2 separate regions of the Mus musculus genome follow, and region 1 is linked to region 2. The links are chromatin loops, found by intact Hi-C in ENCODE. Cell type or tissue: heart. All regions are shown on one strand. Each heading gives the region's core, and the rest is flanking DNA. Links, peaks and the distances in the headings are about the cores only.

What was found. Hi-C counts contacts between places; a loop is a spot of excess contacts. Peaks named below come from ENCODE experiments on the same cell type or tissue, not always from the same donor. Only the 100,000 strongest peaks of a DNase experiment are listed, where the experiment ranks them.
Region 1: it touches region 2 in a loop (13-fold over the local background); 21 of 42 quality-filtered maps call a loop at or near these places.

The regions. Positions count from the first base shown.
Region 1 is chr12:28,425,729-28,442,143 of GRCm38, reverse strand. It overlaps a transcript of Dcdc2c not described here. Among named protein-coding and RNA genes, the nearest start is that of Gm25564, 84 kb to the right of the region's middle. In heart, for the core only: a CTCF peak has its summit at 9,494 (motif pointing right); no DNase peak of the experiment used is centred there; H3K4me3 peaks cover 676 bases; H3K27ac peaks cover 572 bases.
Region 2 is chr12:26,524,381-26,540,795 of GRCm38, reverse strand. No RefSeq gene overlaps it. Among named protein-coding and RNA genes, the nearest start is that of Cmpk2, 63 kb to the right of the region's middle. In heart, for the core only: a CTCF peak has its summit at 7,656 (motif pointing left); no DNase peak of the experiment used is centred there; H3K27ac peaks cover 848 bases; H3K27me3 peaks cover 118 bases.

The sequences.
Region 1 (16,415 bases), core at 4,626-12,625, 1.9 Mb before region 2:
AAAGATGAATTTGAATAACTCTTGGGTAAGCCACTTTCATTGACTGGTGCACAGTGACACTTCTGCTGCCTCCTTCAGGGGACATTGAGTTTCTGGAGTTAGAAGCACAGCACCGTTATATTACATGCTGGCCAGAGACTCCCAGAGCCTTAGGATACTTTCTGATGGAGACCTGGTGGTGTTTGACATTTGTAAATGCTGGAGGAACACAGCCACTGACAACATGGGGCCACATCCCTGCTATCTTCCATGCTTATTATTAGTAAGCAAGAAAGTAGCACATTCAAGGTCTTAACTTTCTGCTTCAGTTTTGTTAAACAGAGAGTCAAGTGATAAAATTTATTTATTTTTTAAAAAAAGCTGTGCCTTGAATAAACAGAATGAAAACAGAGGCTCAAAGCGCCTGTGCAGTGGTTCTTTAATTTATGCATTGTCATCCTCTGATAATATCATGATGGTATGAGCAGAAGAGGAAGGGCTCTTAACATTTTGTTAGCAGAGGTTACCAAATAAGCACCAGGTAGAGGCTGCCGTGAGACTTTGACCGTTCCTCATTCCAGTGTCTTACACTCCCAAGTCTACCCATGAAGCTGCAATTATCATCTTGGAGTTTGTTCCAGTTGGGTTACTATTGCTGTGATGAAACACCATGACCAAAGAAACTCAGGGAGGAAAAGATTGATTTGGCTTATACTTCTATATCATTCTTCATCATCAAAGTACATCAGGACAGGAACCCAAACAGAGCAAGGACCTGAAGGCAGGAGCTAATGCAGAGACCATAGAGGAATGGCTTGCTCCTCAGGTCATGCTCAGCCTGGTTTTTTTTTTTTTTTTATAGACCCCAGAAATATTAGCCCAGGCTGAGGGCTGGGCCCTCCCATATCAATCACTAATTAAGAAAATGTCCTATATGCTGGGTGTGGTGGCGTATGCCTTTAATCCCAGCACTTGGGAGGCAGAGGCAGGTGGATTTCTGAGTTCGAGGCCAGCCTAGTCTACAAAGTGAGTTCCAGGACAGCCAGGGCTACACAGAGAAACCCTATCTTGAAAAAAAACCAACAAAAAACAAAAAAACAAAAAACAAACAAAACAAAAAAAGAAAGGAAGGAAGGAAGGAAGAAAGAAAGAAGAAAGAAAGAAAGGAAAGAAAATGTCCTACAGGCCTGCCTAAAGCCTCATCTTAGGGAGACATTTTCTCAGTTAAGACTCTATCCTCTCCAATGACTCTAGCTTCTGTCAAGTTGACATAAAAATAGCCAGTACAGAGTTCTTGCCAGATGAGTTGTGGAACTGCCTGGAAAGTATTTATTTATTTGGTGTATGTGTGTGTGTGTGTGTGTGTGTGTGTGTGTGTGTGTGTGTGTGCACTCATTGCACAGGCACACAGGTGTCCTACTGAACAGCTCTCAGAAGTTGTTTCTCTCTTGCCTCTTGTGGGATCCAAGGATCAGAATCGAGTTATCATCAGCCTTTCACACAAGCATCTTTGCCTACTAAGTCATCTCACCATACCATTTTCTTCTAGTTATGTAGGCTAGAATTCAAGCCTAGGGAATGGTGCTACCCAAAGTGGGCAGGTCTTTTTACATCAATTAACTTTATCAAGTTACTCTCTAAAAGGCATACCCAGAGGCCTGTCTGTAAGTTCATTCCGAATCTTATCACCTTGAATATTGAAATTATAGGTCTGTTCTTATCTGACTGGGATTTTCCTCAGTGATGGAAACATGATTCTGTTTGTATATCAACTTAAAAAGGCATCATTTTGTTTGGATGGAAGGCATACAGTAGCCATTCAAGGACAACACACTCTTGGGGTGAGTGGCCTGCTGGTGGCATACAGCACAGGGACAGAGGTCTGAAAATGTGAAGGCCTGTGGGTATCAGCCCATTCCCATGTCACCTGTAAAATCTAGGTTGTGGTATGTGCCTAAAGGAGACAAGGCCTGGCATGGGTTAGCTGCCAATAGGTGACAGACATTACCATTACATTGTAACAATATCTTCCAGGCCAAAAGTCGAGATTTACAGTTCTAATTCAACTCAGTGATACCACAGTGGTGACTCACACGTTGGCTGGACCCTGGGGCTGAGAAGAGGATTGGTCCTATGTGTAGTTTTGGGATGGAGGTTCCTCTCCCAGGAATGGTTGGATCCTGACTCTGTTGGCTGTCTCCTGGGACTCATTCTTTTGTTCCTCTGGAGTGAAACAATCCATTCCCATCCAGGAAAGCCAACACCAGTGGCACTCAGCATTTCCTAGGTTTCTTGGAAAGAACTGTGAGCAGGCCCATGTTCTGAACAGCAGAGGCTGTGTCCCTGGAGACAGGGACACTTTCTCTGTTCTGCCTTTCTCGTGTCTATTCACTTTGGTTAAGCCATTTGAAACTTTCCCCCGAGAAATGCTGCTCTCTAAACCAAGAGCAGTGCAGAATCCTCACACAGAATAGATTGTTCGTCCTGGCCAGAGCCATGAGGTCAAGGCATCTCCTTTCTCCTAATGGTACCCTTGGCTTCTCTAGCCAGCATGTGGCATGCTGGGCTCCTATCATGGTCTGCTACTCCACAAATGTGCAAAAACTTCCCGGACAATGGGACACTTTGGCTGGGGCAGACTTTTCCCCTCCTTGGATGTGTGGCCCAACCTCATTAACTCCAGGCCATGGCTGTGCTGTTCCAGGAGCTGTTTATACACTGTCCCAAGAGTGCCTCACTTAGAGAGGAAGATGCTGCTGCTGGATTCTTCTGATCGGAGTCAGATCCACCTCTTGCCGGGCTCAATCCTCAAGGAGACATTCTCCTTCTTGGGAATGAGATGCAAGAGAGACTTTGTAACAGAACTTGCCATTTGGTTCTGGGTTGGCATAAAGATTACCATGAGGAATGTGGCACATAACGAGTGGCTGTGAGTGGTGGGAGCACTGCCGTGAGTGGTGTGAACATTGCCATGAGTGGTGGGAGCATCTGTTGTGAGTGGTGAGCACTGCCATGAGTGGTGGGAGCACTGTTGTGAGCAGTGGGAGCACTGAAGAGAGTGGTGGGAGTTCATTTTACTCTCTGTAGAAGAGTCTACAGTGCGCTGTCCACCATCCCAGCAGAGTCTATAGAGCCTGGAATAGAGATGTTGAGGAAGCCCCTGAACTTCCTTCAGTTTCAAAGCCAAGCTTTGTGAACATGGAGTTAGGCCCTGCAGGGGCCCAGTGATGTCTTTATTTTCTAGTTACTATAGACCAAGAAGAAAATGCTCTTTTGGTTTGAGAAAATATAAAACATTGAGGGGAAGGAAGGCCATACGGGCCAATTAAGTTTGTCCACCATGATGCCATTCTGGATACTCTGAATGTCCTAAAAAGGCTCGTACTAGGCATTCAGGGGACCATGGCACCGCACTAGGCATCCAGAGGACCATGGCACTGGAGGACCCAGAGTTAGCAGTGGTGTAATCTGTTATGTAGCCATTCCTCTGGGAATGTAATATAAATATGCCCTTGGATGCCTTCGCCTGCAGTGAGATAGCATGTAACATGTACTTGTGGCTGCAGTGAGATAGCATGTAACATATACCTGTGGCTGCTCACAGTGTCTTCTCCAGCTGGCTCTCCAGACCTCCTTTCTGTCTCTGGAGCTTCGGCCTCACAAGCGTTTCTTTCTTTTTTTCTCCTTCTTTAGCATATTCCTGCTTCATTCATGTAGTGGCTATTCCTGGTTGTCAACTTGACAATATTTGGAATGAACTACAATCTGGAATTGGAAGGCTCACCAGTGACCCTTATCTGGAGGCTTGGAGATCCTTATCTGGATCTTGGTTTGAAGATCTTGAGCCATAGTGGCTATGGATTCCAGAAGATTGAATCTCCGAGTTTAAGGAACACACCTTTAATCTGGGCTACACCTTTCATCTGGGATTAAAGGTGTGGTGGAACACACCTTTAATCTGAGCTACACCTTCTGCTGGAGACAATATAAGGACATTGGAAAAAGGGAGTCTAGCTCTTGCTCTTGCTCCTTCGCCTGCTTGCCGTGTGAGACTGAGTAACTGCTAGATCCTTGGACTTCCATTCACAGCTGCGACTGAACAATTGTAAGGAATTGGGCTGCCGACTGTAAGTCATCAATAAATTCCTTTACTATCTAGAGACTATCCATAAGTTCTGTGACTCTAGAGAACCCTGACTAATACAATTCATATCTACACACAAGTGAGATGCTGGAGGGTAGCACTCCTTCCTAATGCGTTACATGGGCTGAAAGGACAGATTTATTTTAGTATTCATCTGCTGACACTGGCTTTTTAAAAATGAGATATGTATTTCAAAGTGTTGGTTGATCATAAAGATCCTTCTATTACAAATAAGCACTTGAAAGAGAAACTTTCTTTCTGTGTGGAAGCGCGCACTGCCATTTGGAGCCATTGAAGCTTCTTGCGTACATGTGGGGTATAGGGCTGGGCTGTTCCAGGGGCCACAAGATCTACCTTGTGAGACATGTACTCCCATTCACACACGTATGCCACCACCACAGTGGCTTCTGTTTGAGGCAGATGTTAACAATGTTCACAGGAATGTTAGGCAGTAGAGCTGAGCTGTCATCTGCCCTAGCTCCCCTCTTGAGTTTCCTAAGACTATCTCTCCCAGAGCTGGACAAGAATATTTCCTGACTCCTGTTTTTACTGTGATAACACAGGAACACTTCCTTATTCTCCTCAATAATTAACAATATATCTTTAAATTCTGTGTGGTCAACTTTTTATCATCCTGTGAAGAACCAGTGTCTACCTCATGGACCTGGGGACATCTTAAGAGCTGAGTGGATGTCTGAGGAGGTGGACATGGAAGCACAGACTGAACAACCAAGGTGACCCCTCACGCTTTCAAAGTGTTTTTCAGAAATCAGCAGTAAACTGAGAGCTGTAAACACACCCATTCATGACAGACTTACTCCAGTTCATAGAGTCTAATGTGGACGACCTCATCCTTCTCTCCCCTCTCGGCTCTCTAGACCTCAGCCACTCTTCCTCTTTCCTTTTCAATAAAGAACACCACCATTTTCTTAAATTGAGATCTTGCCAGTCCATTCCCCTTCATTTCTGTTTATAGCCTTCTGATAGTTCTCACATTAAAAAACAAAACAAAACATATCCACCCTTTTACTAGAAAGGAGATATTACAGCACTTCTGTGGGCTTTTTGTCAATTAGATTTAAAAACAGAGAAGAGGGTGGAAAGCTTCTGGGCCCACTTTTCATATATCCCAGATCGCGACAGCAGCACCCAGCATGGGGCTGTGCTCAGCTCTGACACCCAGCATTTGCTGAGCATTCCATCATGGACTGCTCTACTCATCTGATTGGCTGAGGTCAGGCTACCTTGTGGCTTTGCAGGACTGAAGTTACCAGCTGGGCCAGGCTGGGCTGGGATCGAATATTCCAGGCAGGCAGCCCAGTGCTTTTGTTTAAATATGGAGGAGTGAGTAGAGGCTGAGTAGACCTCGGTGGTGGTAAAGGAACCTCAGAGAAGTCCTCCGAGGACATGCCTTCTTTCTGTTGTTTTAATATCTTCAGCTGAGTGAAATTATTTAAAAAATGAAGTAAATATACCAATGTGTGTGTGTGCATATGTGTGCGTGTGTGTGTTATGTGTATGCATATGTATGCGTGTGCATGGGTACATGTGTGATACTTGTTCTTATATGTTCTGAGACACTGCCACACAGAACCAGGTTTTATGCCCTGGAGTCTTCTTAAATTCTCTCTTCCTCCCCTGCCCCTCTTTCCCTCTCTCTCCATTTCCTTCTCTCTCTCTCTCTCTCTCTCTCTCTCTCTTTGGGTGAGGGTTGCCTGGTAACTGTCATCAGTTTAAGGGGTCAATAGGACTCTTGGGACCCCCCCCCCCGGCAGATGAGGAGAGATGACTGTGTGTTCAGAGACCAGCTCTCCACTCTGGCTTCTGACTCCCTGGACCTCTATTTTCTCATCTGGAACCTGGAGCTTTAGCTTAGGAGTGAGGGGTCATGCTGTGCTGCCTTTCTGTGATTGGCTTATTTCACCTTCTGAATCCTTTTAGGATGTCACAGACTCATTCATTTATTTTTCTTTTCTTTTTTCGTTGTTTTTTTTTTTTTCTTTTTGGTGTGGCTGAATACTATTCTACTTTGTAGATACACCAGTTTCTTTATGCCTTCACTGTTGATGGATATGTGGGTTAGTTATTGTCAGCAGAGCTGCAGTGCACGGACCTGCACATCCCCTTCAGTGACATCCACAACAGTGGGATTCCTGATCATGGATTTGGGTAATTGACTAAAGAGAAAATTTTTTTCTTTACACTTTTCATTGAAATCTGAAGGGACCATACTTGATTTTCTTATTTGGTAAATATAAGACATAGCATGGGTCTTTAATACTTTCACTTTAGTTAAGGAATTTATTTGAAAGCAACAACTGCTTGTCTTAACAGAGGTTTAAGTAGACACAGGTTGGAATCCAGGATCTGTGGGCTCTGACCTCTAAGAATGTATGGCCACATTTTCAAAGATGACGATTCTACTAATTCACAGATGTTTCTATTTAGTTAATAGCAAGGTTATAGTAAAAACAAATATCATTCATATTCAATCTTCTGAGTTCTTCTCTACTTCTCTAGTTGATAAGTGAAGCACACATCCATGGGGAGAAGAGGTCAGACTGAGCTCCTGCATGGGCAGCCACACTACAGAAGGACAGGGAGACATTCCAAGAGCCAGGGCGGTTCCCTAAAGGCTTCTCCGACTTCCCCTTGTTACCTGAGAAGTTTTTACACAAAGCTAGACATATAGCCATATAAAGTAGGTAAATATAAAACATTTATTATAATAAGTTTATTTTTAAACACTTGTTTAGAGAACATATACCTTTAACGTTTATGATGACAAAAGCAAACTTGCATATTAGAGGTGGATGTGTTTATTTATTTTTAAACAGAGAATTTAATACTTGATGCTGCAGGACATGGGGCATCTTCAATGGTTTTCAGAGTTAATGGAAGTTTTGCTTTTGTGGTCACCAGTGGTGAGCACAGATTTGCCTAAACATGCAGTATGAAGGAGCGGAAGTGTGATGAGGCTCTTCTTGGAAATAGCTGGGAATTTTGTTCTATTAGGAAGCCCAGATTCAAAGAATAACTTTTAAAAAGGTAAAGAAACTCAGGTCAGTTGCTGGGGATTGGTTCTAATGCTTTGTCTTATTTCAGCTCCCCAAAAGCCACACTTCCAGACCTGAGGTCCCTGCCCCAGCTGGCTTTGATAATAAAGAATTGCCATACAGCCAATTCTTTTAGAATTGCACGGGCTGGACTTTTAGATTGCACTGGCGAGAGGGGCCAGGAGAGAGACGAGGGATGGAGATTCGCCGTGATGGGGGAAGCAGGAAGATGGAACTTAAAGGCCTGCTGGCATATAAGGATCTGGGAAAGTGGCCACTCCCCAACAGGGCGTGGGGTAGCAGAGATAAATATAGATTCTAAAAGATGTTAACACAGGAATACTGGAGAGGGAATAGCCACAGGGAAATTTAGAATTGCTCAGCTATTGAGCTAGTTAAGGCATATCAAAATTAGCTGGCCCACTCGAGTGTGTGTATGTGTGTGTCTTTCATTTGTGAATCCAGAGAGCTCTTGGATGGGTGTAGTGCATGCCTGACCCACCGGGAGCAGAAGCAGTTTAACTAATTCACAGCTACAGTCAGCAACCCAGATTAGCAATTTTTCAGGTAAAATTCTCTAATGTAATGCAACCTGAAGATACAGTCACTCGATGCATGCTAAAGAATGGTAGGGGTGTTACCAATCTTTGTTTTCCGTAATGGAAGCACTGTGTATCGACAAGCAGAAGAAACCTTGTATGTCCAGTTAAACACATGGCAGTTCAATTAAAATCTCTATTACCAATACAGCCTTGAATCGGAGCCAGGTGTGATGGCACAGGTCTTTAATCCCTCTACTAGGGAGGCAGAGGCAGGAGGATAGCCTGGTTGAAATAGTGCGACCCTGTCTCACACCCACCTGCTCAGTATTTATGAATATTGCCTGCTGGGACCACACATGCAGGGAAAAGTGAAGTCTCACGATGCTGTCTGGGAAACTCCACCATCCACACCTTGGATTCTGAATGTGGTTTTCAATTAAATTTTAGGCATTGTGTTCACAAACCTCTTATTAACATGTTAGTTCAGCCATGTGACCCCACATGAGGTCATGCCCCAAAATTTAGAAACTGTAAATTAAGCTGCTGGCTAATTACACGAGAACAAATGATCCTTTTTTAAAAATTGGATATTTTCTTTATTTACATTTCAAATGTTATCCCCTTTCCTGGTTTCTCTCCTTCTTGGAAACCTTCTATCACATCCTCCCTCTCCCTGCTTCTATGAGGGTGTTACTCCATCCACCCACCCACCCACCCATTCCGAGCTCCTCACCCTTGATTGTCCTACACGGGACATCTATCGAGCCTTCATAGGACCAAGACCTCTCCTCCCATTGATGCATGACAAGGCCATCCTCTGCTACATATGCAGCTGGAGCCATGTGTACTCCTTTGTTGATGGCTTAGTCCCTGGGAGTTCTGGGGGGTCTGGTGGTTGATATGATCTTAAAGATTGACTTCTGACCATATGATACCTTGTAGGTGTAGATGGGGGAATTTACATCCAGATCATCAAGGGGAACTGTACCGTCCTAACTGCGGAGAGTGGGCTGGGGGAGGGAGGCAAAAACCCATCACTTACAAGAGATGAGAAATCCAAACCTGGAGGCTGGTCTGAGAGGTCAGTTACTCCAAGTGAAAAAGAGTAAAGTCAATGTCTCATTCAGCCCTCATGCCGAGCTGGAAGAAAAGATAAGCTAGGTAGGTCTCCCGTCCTCCGTAAGGCCATTGACTTGGCTGAGGACTTGAGGTCATCACCCAAGAGGAACAGTGAGTCTATCCATCCCTCTATTTGGACTTCTGTCCCAAAGTCTATCTATAAAGGAACTAGGGAAGCATATTTATTCTTCACGACGGTGGGAGGCTACATGGCACAAACAGAAATTGGGAAAACCCATTTCTGGGTACTGTGGAAACTGCTGTTTGCAGCCGCCTCATCTGAATCACCATGCACCAACCCTTCAGGGTGACTGGGAGCAGTTGTCTCTGGGACATGGCCAGGCAAATGGGTCCTAGAGCAGCTCTGAGTTCTGCTTCTTTTATTCACACAGCTGGTTCGCTCCTTGGAGCCTTTAGAGTGCCGTGTGTGTGTGTGTGTGTGTGTGTGTGTGTGTGTGTGTGTGTGTGTGTGTGTGTGTGAATTCCTATAGGTTTGAAGGGTGGTATCAATGATCTGGCCTGACATCTGACAAGTATTCTCAGCCTGACATCTGACAAGTATTCTCAGCACTTATCAGTTGACTGACAAAATGTCACCAAGCGTTTTTTTTTCTTTCCTGTTTTTATCGGGCAATGCACAAGTTGACCACTGGATGGCAATGTTTCCCCACGAACGCATCTTCTCCCCGCCCCCTTCCTAGTGAGGACAAAAGCGGCTGGAAAGTGGTCCAGGTGCTGCCATTCTGAGGAGCTTTCTCCTAAGTAGCCCATTTCCTCCTGGGAAGGGGAAAACCCAGAAGTCTCACAATTCAGAATATTTTTCTCCTTTCTGCAATCTACATGCAGAGCTTTTGTGTTTTCTTTCTTTTTTATTATTTCCTTTTTTTTTTTTTATCTCGCCTAGAGAAATTTTCATTCACTGTCACCAACAGATTTATTTTCACTCTGCCTTAGAAACTGAACATTCTGTTGGACGCTGGTCCACAGGAGAGCGCGGTTTCAGACACCTCTGTAATAGGAAGCGACGGTAGGCACTGGGGAGGATCCCTACCTGTGGTCGGTGCTGTGGGAGGCTCCTGGAAGCGGCAGTGAAAACCCTGATAGTAAATGCCGCCCAAACTGCTGGTTACTTCTGGGGTTTCCAGATGCCATGTGGACACCCAGACAGTTTCCCCATCCTTCTTGGAGAGTTGCTGGGGAATTCTAAGTCACAATCGAAATTCCTTAATGCCTCAGAGCTTTCAACTGAAGTCTGAGCTGATCAAATGGCCCAGGATACGCGTTTTCCCCTCGGCTCTTCCCTTTGTGCTTTGGGCACCTTAAGGTAGCATGAAGGGTCTTAAAGATGGGTTGGGCTGAGCCTTGCTCTGACTGCCTAGGCTTGTGCTTGTTCTTTGTGGCTTTCATGCAGTGCCTTGGGACCTAGAAAGGGACAATCTAAAGGCTGGAAGGAGCTTGAGAGTTTAGCCACTTCAGCTCTATTCTGTGTGTTTGTGTGTGTGTTGCATGCATGTGGATGTGCGAATGTGTGTGCAGGCACATATGGATGCCAGACCAGTTGGCTGTTTTCCTCTCTCACCTTTTCCTTTTCTTCCCTCCCTCCCTCCCTCCCTCCCTCCCTCCCTCCCTCCCTCCCTCCCTCCCTCCCTCCCTCCCTCCCTCTTTCTCTCTCTCTCTCTCTCTCTCTCTTTCTTTCTTTCTTTCTTTCTTTCTTTCTTTCTTTCTTTCTTTCTTTCTTTCTTTCTTTCTTTCTTTCTTTCTTTCTTTCTTTCTTTCTGACAGGGTCTCTCTGTATAGCTATCACCTTTTATTAAGGCAGGGCCTCCCACTGAATCAGAAGCTCAGGCTGTCTTGACAGCTCTTCTTTTGGATCCTTGGGATCCTACAATGCTGGCTTTACTGGTGCACTTAGCAAAGCCTAGTGTTTTCTTGGGTGTTGGGATTTCTACTCAGGTCTTCGTGCTTGCAGACCAAGTGTTCCTGCCTACTCAAGCCATCTCCCAAAGGCCCAGGTCCTTTGAGTTTTACATTTTAACTTTATTCTTTGGCAATTTAACACACTAAACAATGTTGTGCAACAATATATACCCCCATTCCCCTCTCCAATCATTCTAGATACCATCTCCCACATGTCCTTACAAACTTCATCTCCTCCCAGCTCTGCCTTCTCCTCCTTCCTCCCCTCTTTTCACCCACTGAGTACAATTCTTGTCACATGCTTAAGACAAGTTACATGTCACATACTGCTTACATTCTTAAGGCTATGGGGTACCTTCCACTGGACTGTAGACTTCCTACAATGGCCGCACTGATGAAGAAAATGATTCTTCTTCCCACAGTGGCCTTCACCTTCCCATGGCTCCTCATAAGCCCCTCCCCCTCCATGTTGGTTGACTTGCTTTTGTACGGGTCTTACACAGGTAACCATAACTGCTGTGAGTTCATGAGTGGAGTGGTCTTGTCATGTCCAGGAGACAAAATTTCACAAAAATCATTCCTGATTCTAGCTCCTAAAATCTTTCCATTTCCTCTTCCATGATATTCCCTCAGCCTTGGGGCTGAAGGTATGATACAGATTTTCCATCCAGGACTGAGTTCTCTGCAGTTACATATACTCTTTGACCAGTTATGAGTCTCAGAATTAAGCGTCATTGGCTGCATAAAGACGTTTCTGTGATGAAGGATTGCCCTGGTCTATATGAATAAGAAAAAGTATTTATAAGACAGTTTGATGTGATGTCCCTTTCGCAAAATAACTAGCAGTAGCGCTTAAGATCTGCCTCCCCACAGGCTACTGGCCAGGCTTACACCAGGAAGCATCAGTTTACGCCTGTGGATCAAGATTTAAGTCCACTAGGATTGGAAAGACGTTGGTTACCCCCACAACATCTGTACCACTATTCCGGTCATAGACATTTCTTTCCGGGGTTGGCTCTTGTTAGCTCACAGAATGGCACAGCTGGTTAAGACTGTTGACGGCTTCTCTCCCCATGCAGCCTGCAAAGTACCTGTACCCATCTTCTTTTGAAATGTTTCTGGCATCCCAAGGACAGCCGGCAAACCTGGCATACTTGGAGGGTTTTCTTAACACCTCCTACAGGATAAGATCTGCGAGCTGAGGCTGAGTGTTACAGGCTTGGTGATTGGAGTCTAGTTTGAAGACCCGCTTGCTGCTCTCCAGCCTTTCCATTCCTGCTCCACATATGGCCACCTGCTACCCACCACAGCTCCTGTCCTCTAATGGGGATGAGAAGGATCACAGCTGAGCCCTTGGGATCAAACACATTTTAAACTGGTGAATAATGAAAGCCACCTCTAGCGGAATCCTCTCCCTGGACAGGGCCTCGGCTAAGCCTTTTATCTTCACAATTTCATTTAATCCTCAGTTCTGCTCTGCAAGACACCCTGAGTTATCCCTAATTTACAGATAAGAAAAGTGGGGAGCAAAGAGAGGTTAAATAGTGCATGGAAGCCACTTAGTCTCATCCAAGCCCATTTGAACTGCAGTTTCCCGACTCCCTTGCCTCTTAAATGGGTCTACAACTCAGTCAGTTGGTTAAAATGTTATAGTTTCACTAGGATAGTGGGGTTGATGCTTGGTCCAGCCCTACACCTCACTCCTGGCACTGGTACAGAGCTGCACCGAATCAGACCTAAATACCAGCTGCAAAACTTGAGGAGTTAGCTCTGTACAGCTTGTGTTTCTCTGTGCATTTTTGTGTTTGAGCGTCCACCCCAACACATGTGTAGAGATCCCTGTGTGAATCTGTGTGGAGGCAAGAGATCAGTCTCGGATGTTGTTCTCAGGAGCCATATGTCACATCCTCTCAGGCAGGTCCGCCCACTGGGATCTGGGGCTCACTGGCTGGTCTAAACTGGATGGTCAGTGAGCCCCAAGGTTCTGCCTATCTCGATTCCCCTCGGTTATGAGGTAGCAAATGTGCATACAACTCCTGGTGGAAGATCCAGCTATTTAAAGGTCATAGTCTACCATGTATGGACAGCTCCCGGAAGTTCTGTGCAAAATGGAGGGCTCCCTTTCTCAGCAGGGCTTTCTCTTCTCTACCCTCTCTGGGGAGCCTGACTCCCATACTACCTCAGGAATGTCATGTAATCCTTGGTGAAATCACAGGTTCATTCTCCATGCAAATGAGGTACCCCAGAACCTCAGCCAATGAAGCTTCACACTAAGAAGAACCCCTCCCCCCTCTCCAGGGTTCACCCCGAATAAAGAACACAAGCTGTTTCATTGACTGTCATCTAAGAAAACTGTTTTGTAAAAGATCTGTAACACTGAAATCTTCAGAGGAGACCACCTCCCTACCGGCAATCACTGCTGGACTGGGATCCTGCTGACCCACCCGTTCCAGACTTCACTTCATCCTTTCCCTGTCAGTGTGCTTCAGGGCCTTGGACATAAGGGAAGAAGCAGACCTCAGAACTCAGTTCCACTTCATCCATCCCTGCCTGGTATGTAGCAGTGCCTGGCCACCCCAAGGGAAGAAGCAAAACCATAAATTCCCAGTTTATTTTTATGCAGGTACTGGGGATCAATCGCAGGTCCTCATTGCTGTGTAGTAAGCAGTTTGCTGAAGGAGCCCTCCCTCATCCATCCTTCAATACTCCTTTAGTATCTTGTGTCATGGAGACTACAATCCCTCACATTCTTATCCCTATGAGGTGGGATTAGTGGTAGCAGAGCTGCTTAGTGAAACCTACCATTCACCAAAGACGAAGCCTGACAGCTTGTGCCACTCGGAAGACTTTAACCAAGCTCACTGCTGAACAGAAGGCTAGGTGTACCGGTTTCAGAGAGTGTTATACACATGCAGGGACAGTCATCCTGTGCACGTGGTGTGAAGATGTCGCATTTGTCCAGCAAGGGAGCTTGTGAATCTCTGGCTATGTCAGAAGCTCCATCGAGGGTTGCTGCCATTTATAGCCAGCCGCATCCCAAAAGGTTCGCCGGCCCTCTGTGTATCAATTGCCTTAGGGTTTCCATTTATATTGATTGAGGTAATGCCGATGGCATTTACCCGACCGAATATCCATCACTGTCCACATTGGAAATATGTCATCTGTGTTGGGGGTGGAGGAATCACAGGCTTTCCTGGACTCGGGGAATAATGAGCTTGAACTGCTTCAGTGGACTTGAACTCGGTGTTCAGATCTGAGTTGCTTCTTAGAGGCCAACAGATATCCAGTTAACTTCTTCCTATGAATGCTAGTATTTTCTTAACCCCACTCTCTTATGAATGGCAAGAGGCAGGCTACTGGTGAATCTTAATGTTATCATGTCATATTTGATCAGTGGGGCTGTGTTCATGGCACTGGGAATGTTTCTGGATTTGTCCCCGGGGTTTAGCAGAGCTCTTTCATGAATGTTGGGCTGTTCTACAGTGGAAGAAAGAACATGAACCCTCACAGGGATGCTTGAAGCCTGATAGAATGGACCTCTGCCCCTTCCATTGTATTGCAGTAACAAGCTGCAAGGGACCCAACAGGGGCACAACGTTCTCCCATCCAGGGCACTGTCAGAAAGCTGAGTTCAGGCATGGTGGAGGGGCCTTGATCATGGTTCAGCTGTGACAGACCAGAGCCTGAGTGTGACTCAATGAAGTGAGTGGCCCTATAGCCCCAATTTCAACACTTTCAAAAAGGGCCCCTTTCTAATGATTAATGGAAGAGTGAAATTTGATAATGAATATTTGAAAGCATTTTGCAGTTATTAATGGGCACAAGAACCTGCCAGAGCAAGATGCTTGTGACTTCATTCAGTGGATCTCTTAGTACTCCCCACAGATTTGTGATATACTGGGTTACTTATTCTTGTGCTAGCACAAAAGCAGTCTTGTCCAACTTCTGTAAACAGTCTCTGGGTTACTGTCTGTGAGATGCTGAACATTAAGCCTTTGGGGCGCAGTATGTGTTAGCCTGATGTAGTTTCTTTCCTACTGATCTTACTAACTGCCAGGCTCTTGAAGAGGAGAGATGGGAGTCCCCAGTGATGCATGGAGATTCATCTCCCATTTGGAGGCTGTTGATATATCAGTCTTTGGAGACATCATTGATAACCTTTTCCAAATCATTTCTCTTTCTTCATCTTAAATCACAATGTTATTTTCCTAATATAACCCCTTGCATATGTTTAGTATCCGTAATAGCAAAGGAATGATGGACTTTACTGCAGTATGTGGATGTGTGGCACAGCTTTCTTGCTCTGTGGTTTTAATGAGAGTCAGACACACACTCTATTTTGATGAGTTATTATCCATGGCTTCCATACTTCCAAAAGAACTTGAAGCTGTTTCCAGGGATCACCTGCAGACATTACAGTAAAAGAAGGAGAGTAAAGAGGAGGAGGAGAAGAAAGAAGATGGGGAGGAGGAGGAGGGGGAGAGGGAAGGGGAAGAAGGAGAAGAATGGAGAAATAGAGGGAAAAGGAGTGGGAATAAGGAAGGAGCAAGCATACTCACAGAGATAACCCCTGTGACACACAACTGGGAGATGTCACGGCAAGGTCTTCCTGCTATTCCTGACAAGAGTATTCTTTAGTGCAAGTGTCTAGCTCTTCAGACAAAGTCGGGTGAGGACGTCAGACAGGTTTCTGATTTTTTCTGTCTTATCTAAGGGTGTCTCTAAGAACATTCCCACTCACCAGAAGAGAACATTCTAGTGGGGCAGAGGGTGCCCACGTCAGTACATCTCCTTCCCGGCATCCTTGCTCACGTGGTCTGTGCGCTGTCATCCTGCGCTAACCCCGGTTTTCATGTGTGCTGGCTTGAGGACTTCATCTGAAGATGGGTGTAAGTGGAGAATATACAAATGTATGGACAGATTCTAAGGCCAAATCCGGAGGCTTCCACAGCATCCCATGCAACAACATTGTGTGGTCTAACTTTATCCATCTATGTGTCACTTGGTGTCAATCAATTTAACTGATTCCTGCAAGCTCCTCCCAGTGGAGGTGGAAGACTGGGCACTGTGCAGTCTGGGGGATGTGGGACAGTTGTCCTTAAGGGCATGGATATCTGATGAAGGATATCCATGGATATCTGATATCATATGTGCCTGCTTTTCTTGGAGGACAGAAGGATGGAAGTGGTGGGACAGACCCACTGGGGGGTTTCCTGGAGTTGCTGAGAGGAAGCACCCATGCTACATATTTTTTTGCTCTTTTTTATGATGATAAGGAGACCCTTCTGTGTGACAATCCCTCTTATGTTGCACATGGTTATGGAGTTTCCAATTATACTGTAGTTTTAAAAAATATTTTTCTGGAGGGCTAATGTTTACATTCACAAATGTGGGCAGCTTAACTAACAGTTTAAATGGAAAATTTAATACATTCCATGATGGCCTCATTTGCATGTTTTATCAATTCACCATCATTCTGGGGTCTGTATAGTACAGTAATTAGAAATGGAATTCTAAAGAGCTGTGCATTCCATGTGTGAGTGGAGGCTGGGGAAGACCTGAAGGATGACAGGCAAGTATGCCATGAGCTGACCTATCTGGGTGGGACCTTGTGTTCTAGGGGGAACAAGGCAGTTGTAAAGGTCTGCCTGGTTTCCC
Region 2 (16,415 bases), core at 2,942-10,941:
CTACATCCTATGAGATGCTAGTGGGGACCCTCTGGGCAGCTTCTCTCTGCCCAGACAGGGAATTTGTTTCATCATCCAGTTTGGCCCTCAGTTCTTTAGCCCACCCTGATAGCTATCCTGCTGGTTTGTATCATGATTAGACACAAGTATCCAAAAGGCCACGGCTATGCCTTCTGGCGTGAACATATAGAGACTTGCTTAGTCCTCATTGACACATCTTATTTTTGCTTTCTTTTTTTAATTTTATTTTATTATTTTTTTTTATTTTGTTTTTCAAGACAGGGTTTCTCTGAATAGTCCTGGCTCTGCCCTGGAACTCACTTTGTAGACCAGGCTGGCCTCGAACTCAGAAATCCGCCTGCCTCTGCCTCCCAGGTGCTGGGACTAAAGGCGTGTGCCACCACGCCAGGGTCTATTTTTGCTTTCTTAAAACTCTTTTTTTTAAGTGTTTTTTTTTTTTAGTTAGGTATTTTCTTCATTTACATTTCCAATGCTATCCCAAAAGTCCCCCATACCCTCCCCTCCCCGCACTTCCCTACCCCCCCCCACTCCCACTTCTTGGCCCTGGCGTTGCCCTGTACTGAGGCATATAAAGTTTGCAAGACCAATGGGCCTCTCTTTCCAATGATGGCCGACTAGGAACTCAATGTGCTTAAAGAAAATGGATTTTGTGATGCAATTATGGAGCTATGGAGATACATGGGCTGAGAAGAGCCTCTGTTTCTCCACTGGCCTTCCAATGTGTGTAAGGTCATCCTGCAAGTGGTGTACTCAGAGAGAAGGAAGCTGGTCAGCCTTTGATTGGCAGGATGGTCAAACCTCAGCAGCCACTTACTTACCTGCAGAACCTCCTCCACTCTCAGTTCTTCATAAACCTTCCTTCCTCTGTGAGAGTGAATCTTGATTGTCAATTTAGTTGACTTTAGAATCACCATGGCTGTAGTTAAATGCACTTCTGGTTGGGCCTTCTATTTTGTTCCACTGGTGTACATGTCTGATTTGGGGCCAGTATAAAACCACATGTGTTTTAGATTTCTTGTTGTTTGGTTTTTTTGGTTGGTCTTGTTGTTATTGTTGTTTTGTTTTGTTCTGGTTTTTTTTTTTATTTAATTTTTTAATTACTGTACCTCTGAAATATATCTTAAGATGTGCAACAGTATTCCTTATGCCACACTTTCTTCAGGACTGCTTTGGCTATCTGGGATCTTTTGTGGTTTATAGCGGCAAGCTTTTCCACCCACACCCAACTTCACAAAATAATGACTCAGAGACTGAATTATTATGAATAAAGGCTTAGGCCATATACTTAGGCTCATTCCTACTAGCTTGTGACTTAATTAACCCAGTTATCCTATTCTGTGTGCTGCCACATGGCTAGTTACCTCTCCCTGGTTTATGCAACTACCTCCTCCAGGGTTTGGGGCAAATCCCTCTCCCTGCCTGGCTCTCTCCTGGAAACCCCCCTCTGTACCTGAACTTCCATCTCCCTCTTTCCTGCTTAAGCTATTAAGCCAACAGAATTTCATAGACAGGTGATGCTTCCACACATTACACAAGAGAGTCTCTCTACAGTGGTTTCATGTAAATTCTTGAATTTTGTTTCCATGTCTGTAAAGAATGAAATGGGGATTTTTGATTGAGATTGCATTGAATCTGTAAATTTCTTTTGGTAGAAAGCTTATTTTCACAATATTGATTCTACTAATTTATGAGCCTAGGGTGTTTTTTTTTCCTAGTCTTCCTCAATTTCTTTCTTCAGAAATTTTAAGTTTCCATTGCAAAGTCTTGCACTTCTTTGATTAAGTTTATTCTTAGATATTTATAGAGACTATTGTTAACGGGACTGTGGGCATGATCTTTTGGTGTGTTTGTTACTGGAGTACAGAAAGACTATCGATTTTTGTGAGTCAGTTTTGTCACTTTGATGATCTAATTGATAATTTCTAGAAGTTTTTTGGTGGAATTTTGAGATGTCTATTGTATAACATCATATCGTCTGTGAATGGAGATAATTTGATTTCTTTCTTCTTTTCCTACTTGTATCCCTTTAATTTCCTTCTCTGCTTTATTGATCCCACTAGTGCTGCAAGAACTTTACTGAGAAAGAAGTGGGGATCATGTGAAACCCTGCCTCATTCCTGATTTTCAAGAGATGGCTTTGAGTTTTCTCCTTCATGTGATACTGGGGATGGATTTGCCATGTGCAGCCTTTATTATGTTGAAGTATGTTTCCTCCTCTTCCTACTCTATTACGAAGGAATTTGATTTTGTCCAAGACGTTTTTTGTATTTATTGAGAGGATCATGTTTTTGTCTTTAAGTCCATTTATACAATTTATTACATTTATTTATTTATCTATGTATGCATTTATTTGTGCTACACTCTTCCTGCATCTCTGAACTAAAGCTAACTCGACCATGGTGAGTGCGTGCTCTGTTATGTGCCAGCATGTGGTTTGCAAGCACTGGGGAGGGAGGGAACCTCTTTTGCATGTCTCGGAGAGGAGCTTCTACATTAGCTTAAGTGAGACGAGAAGACACTGTCTAAATGTGGCCATTTCACAGTCTGGGTGTCGACTGAATAAAAGAAACAAGCCACCAGAGCACCGGCATCCGCCCCTCTCTCTGCTTCCTGATTGCAGACGCAACACAAGCAGTGTCTTCACACTCCTGCCACCACATCTCTGCAAAATGCTGGACTGTTCCCTCGACCCACGAGATGAAATAACCCTGCCTTTCTGATGTGTTTTTGCCAGATATTTTGTACCAGCAGGGAGAGTATAGAACTTCCTGTCCATGTCAGTGCCACCAGGCTTGGAACTTTTCATACTGCTGGTTGAGGAGAATGGCAAGGACCTAGCCTGGTTCTATGTCACCACACACATAGAGATCCCTGTATCACCACACACATACAGATTCATGTGGCACTAAAGGGAACATGGGAACATGGCACCAGGGCTCTCTGCTTACCCTGAGAGTCTCCTTTCTTCCCATAGTGATGTTATGGTTGTAGGGGTGACATGAGGACTTCAGAGCCTCTTCACTCTTGTCATTCCAAGTCACCATAGCTCCTGAGGTACTGAAGGACAGTATGGAAAAGCAGTGCATCTGCCCAGCTGTGTATCAGCCCCTGTACTAGGGTTCTTCCCAGAAGTGAGAAACAAATTAAAATTCACACTCTGTCACATATCTGACAAGAGGCAAAAGCATCTAAGTTCAGAGCCATTAAAGCCATCCTTTAACAAATGTGAGCTAGCAGACATAACTCTTAGAACATAGGCTTGAACCAGGCTATGCCTCTCCACCGGTCTCTCTGAGACAGAGAGAGTTGGGAAGCAGTTTGTGTTGTGACTTGACAGGCAGCTCTCAATTTGTGGTACCTGATTCCTCCATGCTCCCTGCCATGTGCAGTATGTGAAACTAAATCATGTGATGTAAAATTTCCTGTCACCCCTGAAAGGCTATAAAAGCCAGACCTTTCCTTTGTTCTGGGGACTGTTCCAGACTGCTCAGGGAGCTGGCTTGGGGATTCGGTCCAGAGATGCCAGAGATGAAGGCAGCTGCTCTGAAAGGAGACTCATCTGGCCTTCCTACCACCATCCTTCTCATCTCATGGCAGCTCTCTCTCTCTCTCTCTCTCTCTCTCTCTCTCTCTCTCTCTCCTTCTCCCCCTCCCTCCCTCCCTCTGTGTGTGTGTGTGTCTCTCTCCTCCCACCCTCCCTCCCTCCCTCCCTCCCTCCCTCTGTGTGTGTGTCTCTCACACACACACAAATACACGCACACATATTTACCCTTAATGAAGCTCCTATCCAGTCTTTACAGTGAAGCCCCTTCTCCTCCATTTAAAGTATTATCCACTTAGATCTCCATATATCCCACAGTTTATGTCTAATGTTCTCCCTCTTTCATGGCCAGAGAATCTGCTCACTCTCAACCTCCCTTGGGAATTAAGCACTAACATCTCTGTCTTAGTCAGGGTTTCTATTCCTGCACAAACATCATGACCAAGAAGCAAGTTGGGGAGGAAAGGGTTTATTCAGCTTACATTTCCACATTGCTGTTCATCACCAAAGGAAGTTAGGACTGGAACTCAAGCAGGTCAGGGAGCAGGAGCTGATGCAGAGGCCATGGAGGGATGTTCTTTACTGGCTTGATTTCCCTGGCTTGCTCAGCCTGCTCTCTTATAGAACCCAAGACTATCAGCCCAGAGATGGTCCCACCCACAAGGGGCCTTTCCCCCTTGATCACTAATTGAGAAAATGCCTTACAGTTGGATCTCATGGAGGCATTTCCTCAACTGAAGCTCCTTTCTCTGTGATAACCCCAGCTGTGTCAAGTTGACACAAAACTAGCCAGTACAATCTCAAAACATGTCTTTAACTTATAAAAGATAATTTATGAAAATGACATGAGTGGATTGTTAATAGTATAGATATGCTTTGTGCATGCTTTTTTGTGGGAGATATGGTGTATATGTATGTGTCTTGTTGGCATTCTGAATGCACGTGTTGTGGGTGAGTGTGGATGTGCTATAAGGCATGACGTACATGTATGTTGTGGGGAACTGGTATACATTTGGCAGGTTGTGTACCTCCATATAGGAAAGGGTGGATATGTGGTGGTAGGCAGATCTGTGTGTGATGTATGTTGTGATGTGTGGAATGGCATATGAGCATGTTCTTGAATGAGTGGTGTGTGTATATGTGTGACTTGTTGGTACTATGTGTTAGTGCACCTCTCACTGACAGCTCTGAGGAGTCTTAAGACTTCCTACTCCAGAGAAAGCATACCTTTCTAGAATGATCCTTGTGTGGTTACACACTTCATGAAATTGTGGTTAAAAGACCCTGGCTTTCCTCACCCCACCCCTTTTCCTGGAGATAGACACACCTTTTTCCTACTGACAACCTATAGCAGTTTCAACCTGGCGACAATTTCATTCATTCAATTTTGGGTTTTTTGCTCTAAAAATCAGACATTTCTGCAGTGAACTGTTTCCACCCCAACTCCAGAAAAAGGCTTCGCTTCCTGAGACAGAAGGCTCCGCCCCCTGAGACAGAAGGCTCTGCCCCCTGAGACAGAAGTCTCCACCTCCCGAGGCAGAAGGCTCCGCCCCCTGAGACAGAAGGATGGGCTACAAATCTGTCTTCCAAGCCTTCATCTCCTTTTCTTTTAGAAAGAACACAGCGACAGCCTTGCTCATAATGGCAAAGGACATAGGGATAAGTGTGCACGGCTGAGTAAATTAGGCCTCCTGCTCCCATGCCTGCTTGTTTAGATCCTTCTTTTCCCACACCGGGACAGAAGTCAGGTCTTTGGACATGACAGGCAAGCAAACCCTGTTCTACTTTCACTGCCATTAAAAGAGGAGGGGGAGGGGTGTGAAGGACAGGGTTAGGAGGCCAGCTGTTCCCCACCCCCACCCTTCACCTCAGAGAGTCCCTAGCCCTTCTCATCCCATTTTCTCATGAGCAGATGGCAACAGGGCTAGGAGTCCTCATGGAGGCTTAGGGAAGCCAGGATCCAAACACGGGACAAACAACCAGCAAAGCTCTAGTTGTTTGGTGTCCCACACAACCAAATTACTTGTGATTCTGATTTTAAAGCCACACAAATTAAAAAGGCATATAGATAGAGCCAATTTAGCCATCTGTCCAGTGGCCTCAGATCCCACCCAGAAGATATCCTAAGATAAGCCCAAATTTGCATCTGTTCTTGTGACTTCCAGAGAACAGCTACTAAGTCCAGATGTATGTCCATCTACTATGTAGCTCTCCCGGCCCATCCCCTGCAGACTTGATGCTGCTCACCTAGAGAAACCATCCTGCCTCAGGAAGTGTGGGAATGAGGAGACATGACTCACTGAGCCAATTAAAGTGGGAAATCCCCATTACTGATCAGGATCTGCCTGCTTGTTTCAATTAGGAGCAGCAGTGTCCCCCCTTTCCTTCCTAAGCAGAGGGTCCCGGGGCTGTGAGGAGATGGGTCTGGACTCCTTCGAGGGAAAATGTAAGAGTGCACAACTGGAGTCAGAAGTCTCACACTGGCTGGCCAGAGCTGGTGGAGGTCAGAGCTGCACAGAAATGTTTGAAGAATGCCCGTCAGGAGAAGATAAATGCTTCCTGCTTGCTGGGTGTGCTCTCCCTTTAACTCTTCTCAGTCCCATCTCTGTGAGACCCTGCAGCCCCTTGCAGCTGTGACCTCTCTAAACTGCCAGCCTCAGATGACTGACACTTCATCAATTTTGCCTGAACTGCATTTACAAGCCAGTCTCGGGAGGATTGGCCAAGTGCACCAAGCATGGGGGCATTTCCCTACCGGAGCCAGATTGCTGCAGAATGAGGGGGCTCTTCCCACCTTCTCCCAGTGGCCCGGGCAAACAGCCTAGGGGCCTCCCCGCCAAAGGGAATGAACGGACCTCTGATTATTCCTTGTAAATTTTTCATGAGGACATCTGCCCATGCTCCTCTCCCTCTGAGTACCTCTCTCTCTCAGTCTCTCTCTCCTCACCACCTCCCTCTCTGTGTTCTCTCTTCTCTCCTTCTCACTCTCTCCTCCCCCTCCTCTCTCTCCTCTATCACTCTCCCCACCCCCACTCAGGTTTCATCTCACCTCTAACCCTTTCTCCTCTCCTTCCTTCCTCTCCCTCCTGTTTTTCTCTCTCTCTCCTCCCCTCCTCCCTCCCCTCCCCTCCTCTCCTCCCTCCTCTCTTTTTTATGTCTCCCCGTTCCTACCTCCCCTTCCTTTTCTCTCGCCTCCCCCTTCTCCTCCCTCTTTTCCCTCCCTCCCTCCCCCTCTCCCTGTGTTCAGACTCCTGACAACTCATGAAAAACGAGAGTCATTGGGCCTCAGCCGCCATTAGTCAAGACATGCCTGATGTGTGAACGTGGACCTCAGGCTGAGAGGGGCCAGGCTGCAGGGACTGGTCCTAGAGACAAAAGACCAAGCCGGATGGATATTATAGATAGGTAGGCAACAAAGCCTTCTGGACCGGTAGGGTTGGTTCTGCAGACAAGGGGCTCTGTGCTTGTACATCAGTGTGGCCCAGGCTTTCCCCGATGAACACTCTTGTCTCCCTGGCTCCTTGATGTGGCTCCCTGATCGAGGGCAGAGTCCAAATCCAAACAGAGAGATTGGAGATACACACACACACACACACACACACACACACACACATATGGTGTCGAATGCGCCTTAAATATCAAAATATATTAACTCTCATGTAAGGAGTACAGGGGTGGGGAATAAGCCTCAAAATCCTTTTTTCTGTACAGTTCAAACTAAGGACCTACAGCTCTTTCTCATTACTGCGCCCAATCATGCCGATGTCCTTTTTGTGCCCCCTTTGAAGTGACATGTGCTTCAATTTATTTTTAATCTTCTAAGTGACGTCGGGACTGCAGCCTGTGCACACGTGAAGTCTCTGCCCTTCTTGGCTGTTGTCTAAAGCAGTTTGGGCCACAACAAATCAGGCACTCAGTCCAGAGAGAGCCCAGGAACGATCTGAGGCCGGGGAGATGCGCAAAAGTGCTGCGCAGAGGAGGCAAAGTCATTAATAAACCCTTCACCATACACACCTTCCCTACCTTTGTGTAGGTCCTGGCCCTGGTCCTTGGGGACCCGCCATGGAGACACTCTGTGGAGCAACAGTGCCACCCAGTGGACAGTACTGGCAAATGACTGTCCCTTCTCTCTGCAGTCTCCCTGGGCCCTAATATCACATCTTTAAGCAGTTTTCTACATGAAAGGAGGCCTGCAACTGATTCAAAGCCACCTTGCCTTGGAAACCTGAGCATGCCCATAAAAGGCAGTGTGCACAGAACATTGAGGAATGTTTTTCGTTATGTTGGGGGTCTACCCCCAGCAGCTACTCTGGGGGGGGGGAGGGTAAGGGGGGATGTCAAAGGAAAATAAAATTAAATATACTTTTAAATCATACTTAATTTACTAATCAGTTCAAATAAATATGTGTATATACAAATGTGTGTGTGCGTGTGTGTGTGTGTGTGTGTGTGTGTGTGTGTGTGTGATGTTTGTCCAGTTACAGTCTCAGTGTTTAGTTGAAACATAAATTACATTAGCCCAAGCTCTTGTAACCCTCAGTATTGAGGGAAAATGGCTGAAATATCATCATATTTGGAGTTAGGCAGTGAGGTCAAAGTCTTGCCTGTACATAGATCTCACTCACCTGATAACCTGGACGGTTTCCATTTCCCATCTGCAGTCTTCAGTCACCCAGAAGGAGGCTGACGTGACAGCCAACGGTGACTTGCCCTATGCCTGGCTAGGTTCTGACTCTGCCTATGATCTTGAAACCTTCCCTCCCCTCTCTCCTTGGGTATTCCCTTTTGTCTTCAAGCAGAATCCAGCCCTTCACCCCCTCCTGGAGCCTTTTCTCCTCACGCCTCATGAATGTTGGTGAGGTGAGCACATTACATGGGCTTAAAAACTCCTAGTGAATCCACTGGTTTCCAAACTCACATGCATCCCGGATTGGGAGGCAGAAAGCGTCCTACAGATAGGGAATCCAGCCAAGGCCTGCCTCTTTCTGAGTCATCTGCAGTACAGAGTGGACTTCTCATACATAAACAAAAAGGATGGTTAATGCTTATTTTAACCAGTCTGTTACTTGAAGCCTTTAAATACTGCCCTACGGCATCTTGTAGAAAACATCGTTTGGTGCAGACTTTAAATAACTTAATATAAAATCATCGTGAGGGGAGGAGCTGAAAATCATCAACTCTGTGAAAGAATGTGAAATATGACCTAAAGTACATTAGATCCAGATCATTAAAGTCATCAAGTCATCGTCTTTCTCGTCCCCACCCACTGCAATGACTGACTTTGCTTACTGCCGTCACACGCCCTGCAAGGCTCTCAGTTGAGGAACTGACTCCATCAGATGGTCTATAAGGCAAGTCTGTGGGGGCATTTTATTGATTGATGTAGAAGGGCCCAGATCACTATGAATGACACGGACCCTGGGAAGGTGGTCCTGTGGTACAGAGAAAAGGAAGCTAGGCAGAGGGAGAGTGGGCCAGCAAACAGTGCTTCCCCTGCCTCTCAGTTCCTGCCTTGAGTTTCCAGCTTGGCTTCCTCAATCGTGGACTTTGGTCCACGACCTTTGGTCATGGAGCTTGTCACAGCCACAGAATAGCAAACTCGAACAAATGGAAAGGAGCAGCCTGCCCATGTCTTGTCCTCTAGGTTTTTGGGGCTTTATATTCTGAGATTGAGAGCATCACACTGGCTGTGATGTGCCACCTTGTGCCATTTTGATGCTGAAGAAGTTCTGAGAGAAACTGTGGACTTCTGAAGGGATCAGGCCCTTGTCCTGGCTAGTTTTAGGTCAGCTTGACACAAACTAGAATCATCTAAAAAAGAGAAACTCAATTGAGAAAGCACTTCCATAAAATTCAGCTGTAGGACATTTTCTTAGTTGCTGATTGATGGGAGAGGACCCAGCCCATTGTGGGTGGGGCAGCACGTGGCATGCTGGTCCTGGGCTCTATAAGAACGGAGTCTGAGCCATCCATAAGGAGCAAGTCAGTAAGCAGTGTCCCTGCTGTAGCCTCTGCATTAGCTCCTGCCTGCAGGTTCTTGCCTATTTGAGTTCCTGTCCTAGACTTCCTGTAGACGTGGACTATGGATACGGAATCATAAGCCAAATAAACCGGTTTCTTCCTAGCTTGCTTTGTTTCATCATAGTAACAGCAACTCAAACTACAACATAAGTTGGTACTAGATGTGGCATATTGCTGCGACATACCTAATTCTGTTGTTTTGTGGGAGGATCATGGATGGAGTTTGGAACTCTAGGTTAAAAAGTTTGGTGAACTCTTCTGTGGGAGCTTGGGAGATAAGAATTGAAAACAGTGTGAAGAGGTCAGCTCAGGGCCTTTGGAAAATCCCACCAGACCCCTCCCCTCCTGGAAGAGAAAGGTCATGGAGCACTTAGGCACCCCTCCTCTCTGGAAAAGAGGCTTAATTACATTTATCATACCATGTGGGGACTTGGGGGGAACCGACCACCAGCCACCTGAGTGTGGGGGAGGCTCAGAGCACTTAGACACATTCCGTGACCATTGGCCACCTACAGACAAGGGAAGTCCTTGCCACCTCATTTCCTAAAGATCAATCAGTTTAAAAGTCACTGTTCTGCCAATCACATTGTGTCTAATGGCTGCTGCTCTGAAAACTATACAAAAATTTGTCAAACATGCTGCACAGGGTTGTTCAATCTCGTTTGTGTGTAGGGCAACTCCAGCATGCTGGAACAATAAAATTCCTCTTGCTTTTGCATCGATCCCTGACTCCACATTGTTCACTCAGGGCGTCTCTGGTAAGTTAAGGCTCACCAGAGTCTTACAGTGCCTTAGTTTCTGAAGTTCCAGAGGGAAGTTCTGTGAGTCACTGAAAAACTCTATCGGGGCCATTTGGTATTTTGAGTTGAGAATCTGTGGTTTTTGGTTAGCTGGGGCTGAAGAGTCAGCTCTGATTAACAATCAGTCAGAGGCACTCATGTAAAACCTTTGCTTTGCTCAGACGATTGATGCCGGTCAACTGGAGTTTAGAAATGAACAAGAGACCCGCATCACTGATCTGGACACTTCTGGGAAGTGTCTCCATAGAGTCAGCACACAAAAGCTGTGTTCCAGAAGCAGCCAAGGTTGTACCTCACACAGGCAAGTGAACTTAGTAGTGTAAGAGTCACCTACGGGGTACTGGTTTCAAGGCATGGAATGGGCATGGAGAGCAGATGAGGATTAGCACTGTAAGTGGCCAGGATAGGCCATTGGTGAAGCTGCAGCCTCAATAGCAGTGGAAACCCCAGGACTGAATGGGTCATGGAAAGAAGTTGAGGCTTGTCACCATAAAGAGAGTCTAGGAAAGGCTCCTGATGAAAGTACAGCCCAGTTGCAACAGCGGCCCTAGCTTTTGGAAGATGCCAGTACCATGGGATGGTCACCAAGAACAGCAGCAGTGATAGAATGTAGGCTGCCAGAGCCTGAAAGACAAGCTATGTGTGCTACAGATGCCTGAGCTTGCAGAGTGACCCAAGTCCTTTGGGAGAGCCTCAAAAATTGTAAGCCAACCCTGGATATTGAACAGTGAGCTATTTACACTGTTCAGTTTTGCTTCAGTTTGATCTTATTGACTGTGCCCTGGTTCCTGCCCCTTAAAATAAGAAAGTATTTCAGTTACTTTTTATTTTATAGGAGCCAACAGTTGAAAGATACTGGATTTTAAAGGATTTGCTATTTTAAAAGACACGGAGATTTTAGTTATTTGAATTTATAAAGGCTGTGAGACTTTTAAGTTTATAAAATGTTTTATATTGTGATGCCTTTACTAATGTGCGATCTTGGGAATGAACAAGGGAGGAAATGTTGTATTAACGGGGATGGTTGAAGTCCACAAGGGGTCATTTGTGCTGGGTAGCCTTATGTTAAGGTAACACAAGTTAAAGCCATGGGAGAGGACTGAGCCTCAGTAGAGAAAACGCCTTCAAAAGGTGGGGCTGTTGCCTCTTGCTGACTGGAGGACTCAGAAGAGCAGGACTGCACCTTGCCTGGGCAACACAATAGAACTGGCCCTGCTACCATAGACACAGAGATGGAGCCTGAGGGTGTGAGAGCACGAGAGTCAGTTCTGCCACTTGCCAGTTGCTGCAGGCAGGAGAGCTGTCCCTGCGACTCACTTGGGTAAAGCAGGAGAGCTGGTGCTCTGACCAACTCAGCTACCACCCAGGCTGAAATTTGGTACTTTGAGTTGGTCCACCTCAACATCTACCCTATCTGTGAACTGCTGGAACACATGACAGGGCAGGTCCTTTAGAGCTAAAGCTGCAGGATCTCCATGACACAGGGCACCAACAGGCCTGCCAAGAGGAGTCCTGGTGAGGGTCCAGTATTTAGCAGAAGCCGGAGGCCTTGAAACAGACTCATTGCAATGAACATTTGCAAGGAAAGCTGATTGGGCAAAAGGTATACTGTGCGACACACTGTAATACACCAAAATTTCCATGGTGAGGTGGCTTTTTCCTATTGATTTATTTATTATTTTTATTTTTTGTTTTGGGGGTAGAAATTGCAAGGCAGAGTATGGATATGGAGGGATGGGGTGATGAGTGGGGTTGAAGTGTGTAATGTGAAATTGACAAGGAATCAATAAAAGGCTTTTCTGAAAATTAGGCTGCAGGCAAGCCTGTAAGACATTTTCTTAATTAGTGATGGATGGTGGAGGCCCCAGTCCATTGTGGGTATTACTATCCCTGAACTGGTGGTCCTGGGTTCAGTGGGAAGGCAGTCTGAGCAAGCCATGTGTAGCAAGCCAGAAAGTAGCACTCCTAGGCCTCTGCATCAAATACTGGCTCCCAGCCTTGCTTGAGTTCTGCTCTGACTTCCCTCAAAGACGAACTAAGATATGGAAGTATAGGCCAAATGAACCCTTCCCTCCCCAAGTTGCTTTTGGCTGTGGTGTTTCATCACAGCAATAGAAACCCTAACTAGGATAGCTCTATAATGACCAATAGCCCCATAACAGCCACTCCAGTGAAGAGGTGTTTTGAGTATCCCCTCTCTGCCAGTCACTGTGCTCAGTACATCCTTGCTTCTCAGTGGTTTCACAGGGCTCTGTGGAACAGGCATCTTTAGAACTCTCCCCCCTTTTCATAGACATCCCAAATGAAACTTAAGGAGGTTTAAGAAAAGTACTCTTAAAAGACCCTGACATATAATGGCTCCTTGGGATTTAGGTCTCCAGAATTGTCTCCCTTGGCAATTCCTGACTTTCCTTTGTATTCACAGATGGGTTTGACATGATTTCAGACATGCAGGTCATACATAGGACACTCTGACTATGCAGCCTTTGGCTCACAAGTAAAGATAGTCACAGACATCACCATGAAGACTCACGTATGCACAGCTCTGGCACAAACAGAGTAGGCAGAAGCACAAGCTACTTAGGGCTAGAGAACTAACCCTTATCAGGGAAGTCTCCAAAGACAGAGTGCTGATAAGAAAGATCAAGATAGGTTGAGATAGGATAAAGTAAGATAAGCCAAGACCCTGGAGAGAGGGCCAATCCTTCTACTATAACCTAATTGTTACTTCTGCCTTTTTGTTGGGGAGCAGGGAGGAGGCCCTAATCTTCGAGCCTCATTGAATGACAAAGGCAACCACCACCATGAAGAGTATGGGGTCAGCTATTGCAAATGCCGTCAATGTCCCCCAAACCACAAGAGGAGAGATACATTCCAGAGACAAGAAAATACAGTCTCCCACACAGGCCCTGTTAGGCTCTGGACAAACTTTCCTGTGTGGCTTCTGGAGGTAGCATGAGCTCTGCGTGGAGACGGAAGAGTTACAAATGCTTCAGGAAGTTACCTGGGTACTGCTTGTCTGTGAGAAGGATGCAGGGACATTTGGTTTTCACCAATCCATTGGAAAGAATTTGCACCTGCTGCAGGAAGAGGTAAACAGCTGCGTACCCATACTAAGCTATTTAAAGTATGCCCCAAATGCCCTTTTCTAAAATAACCTGCTATATGTGGAATTTAAAGGCTTCAGCAACTAATTAGTTAATTATTTTGTTTTGTTTTGTTTAATAAAAATAGACCTGTAAAGAACACTGAATGGTGGAGTTTGTAAAGTATAGGTTTCGATACCATAAAGCTCCGTGCACAGCATAGAACAGCTACCCACACTGGTACCATGGCTTAGATGCTTTGGGTTGGATGTTTTTACCTGTTGAATAGTAGGTGAGATAATCTTCAAGTGCACTTTACAAGAGACGGCAAGTTAAGCTACCTTGGGACACCAAAGACACAGGAAGAAGTGTGGAGCAACCACAGATGTTCTGACCAGGGGAATCTGTATTCTTCCATCCAGAGGGTTGTATGAAGCCAGTTAAAGACTGAGTGCAAGGTGTGTTCAAGGCCTCTGACGGACGCCTATTCTGGCTTTGACAGTTATTTCAACAAAGCTAGTATCTTTGGGAAGATTTTAGAAGACTACAAACTTGAAGCTTGCCTATGTGTGAATTTATGTCTAGGAGATGGTAGTTAAGTGTTCATAGCATCCCTGTGATGATCCACTCTTAGGAATACACAAGTGTACACACACATGCAAATCTACACAGGAGGACTCCTAGCCCCCTCGTTGTGTCGGAAGACACCCATCCGCAGCTGAGATGTCCTGCGTTCATTCCAGATCATCCAGTATCTTCGTCACCAGTATTTCTTCAACAAAAACACTTCAGAGCAGAGAGTTACTCATGGTTCTTGAGACTAGGAAATTTAAAACTGAGACACCAGCAAACCAGCTGTCTGGTAAAGGACTGTCTTCATAGATGCCTTCTAGGAATCCTTACACAGTAGCAGCTGGGGGACAAGTTTCTTGGGAACCTCTTTTAAGGCCACTAATTCTGTCACTGGGGATGGAGCCATATGACCTTCTCATCTGAGGCACCACCCCCTAATACTATCACTCTGGGTGCTTAGGGTTCAATATTTGAACCTTGGAAGAACACTCATATTCAAATCACAGCTCAGTCCTCATCCCATACCTCCTCATTGCTCATTATCAATGCCACTTCCCTAAGGGAAACACAGGCCTTTCTCTGGGTTATGTGACACAGTTTCTGTAGCTCTTATTCATTCATCGTGTGGCGTGGGTCACCGTGCGCTGCTTTTAGCAGGCTTCTATCTTTATGCCATTGCTGAGGGATTCAGACTGATAGGATTTCTGCACTTTCCTCATGCATCCCGGGGGTGGGGGGGGGTCTGCTGCTCTTGTGCCCAGTGTTGCAGTGGTAGGTGTGCTCGTTTGTAAGAACCGACTGGAGAATCAACCCTCTTCTTTCCTGTCCCTCCCATCACTTGCAGCTAAAAGCATCTCCCACTTATTCCAGAGCCCATGGCAGACACCAGGAGCCAGGAATGGATTATGAGAGAACGTGGTATCCAAGCTGAGCACTGAAGGATGGGACGGGAGATGGCTCTGTGCCAAGAAAGCAGAAAATCTGTCTGTGTTGACGCAGGTGCTTTTAAAAGCATCATTTCAGTTCATCTTTCCACCAGTCCATGAGCAAAACCTTAGGAAACTCATTTTGTACATGAATTCAGACCGCCTGAGCTGTCAAGGACCCCACAGAAAGTTAGGCAGCTTTTGTAGCTATTATGATATCACTCAGCACTGCTCTCCTGCATGGTGCCTGTCTGGCTCTTAGTCCCCAGGAAGAATTCACACAGAAGCCACAAGTTGATACCTCTTGTCAGGAAAGAACTTTGTACCAGACAATCCAAACAAAATAAAAGCCCTCTGCACCACCAGGTCTAGCTTCCCACCCCCTCCATGCTGTGAGCACCTGGCGTTCTACTGGGCACACTTATCCATCAGCACACAAAGGGTGGGATTGATTCTCAAGAAGCAGTTGTCTGGTGGCTTCACATACAGCACCCCTGAAATTGACTCTTGCTGCCACCCCTAGTTCAGTGGCCACTGTCAGCAGTGGTTTGAGTTGGAGGCAGACCCCCTAGTTTGCTAAGAGGGAGCCAAGGAGGCAGCAACACCCGGAAACAGCTGCTTCCAGCACCTGCCATGACAGGGGCTCTCCCAGCATGCACATTTCCCCACCCAGTGAAGCAGATGTTTTTTCTGGCTGCTGGCCAGTCTGGCATCACCTCACATGGCATCAGGCCCTGGCTGGGGATACTTAGGGAGGTTAGACTGACTCTTAATTTCCACTTCCTCATGCACTGACAGAATAGAGCAGAACAGAGCAGAAGCCCCTGCAGACTGACATAAGAACTCTGACAAGGTGCAGAGAAGGTGTGCCTGAGACAGTCTATATTCAGTCACCCATTTCCTCTCTCCTCTGATGCTGTTCATAGGAAGGTTCCAGCTCATTGACTTGCTCTGACATAGCTACTTCAGTAATCACTTTTTGAACTGAGAAATTGAGGCTGTTGGAGGATGCATATTAGGGTAGTCCCACATTGACTCATACAGAGGCAAACATATACAAACACAAATACACAATACCCACATGTATATACATATAACACAGAGACTATGCATATATAAACAAGACACACATATACATACTATTCAGACATACAACATACAAAATACTACATATAATACACACATGCAAGTAATATACACAGAAAACATACATTTAGATGAACATAGAACATGCACAAAATATATACCTATACCACACATATACAATACACATACAGAGTACACATATACACACTACTCACACACATATTTGCACAGCCCACGAGCACATGTGTACACACACACACTCACACACACTTCATATCCCTCTAACTCCTGGCCTAGCACTGTTCTCTTTGGAATGGGGTTATAGAGTGACCAGGGACAATATTGCCCTGCCTGCCTCCTC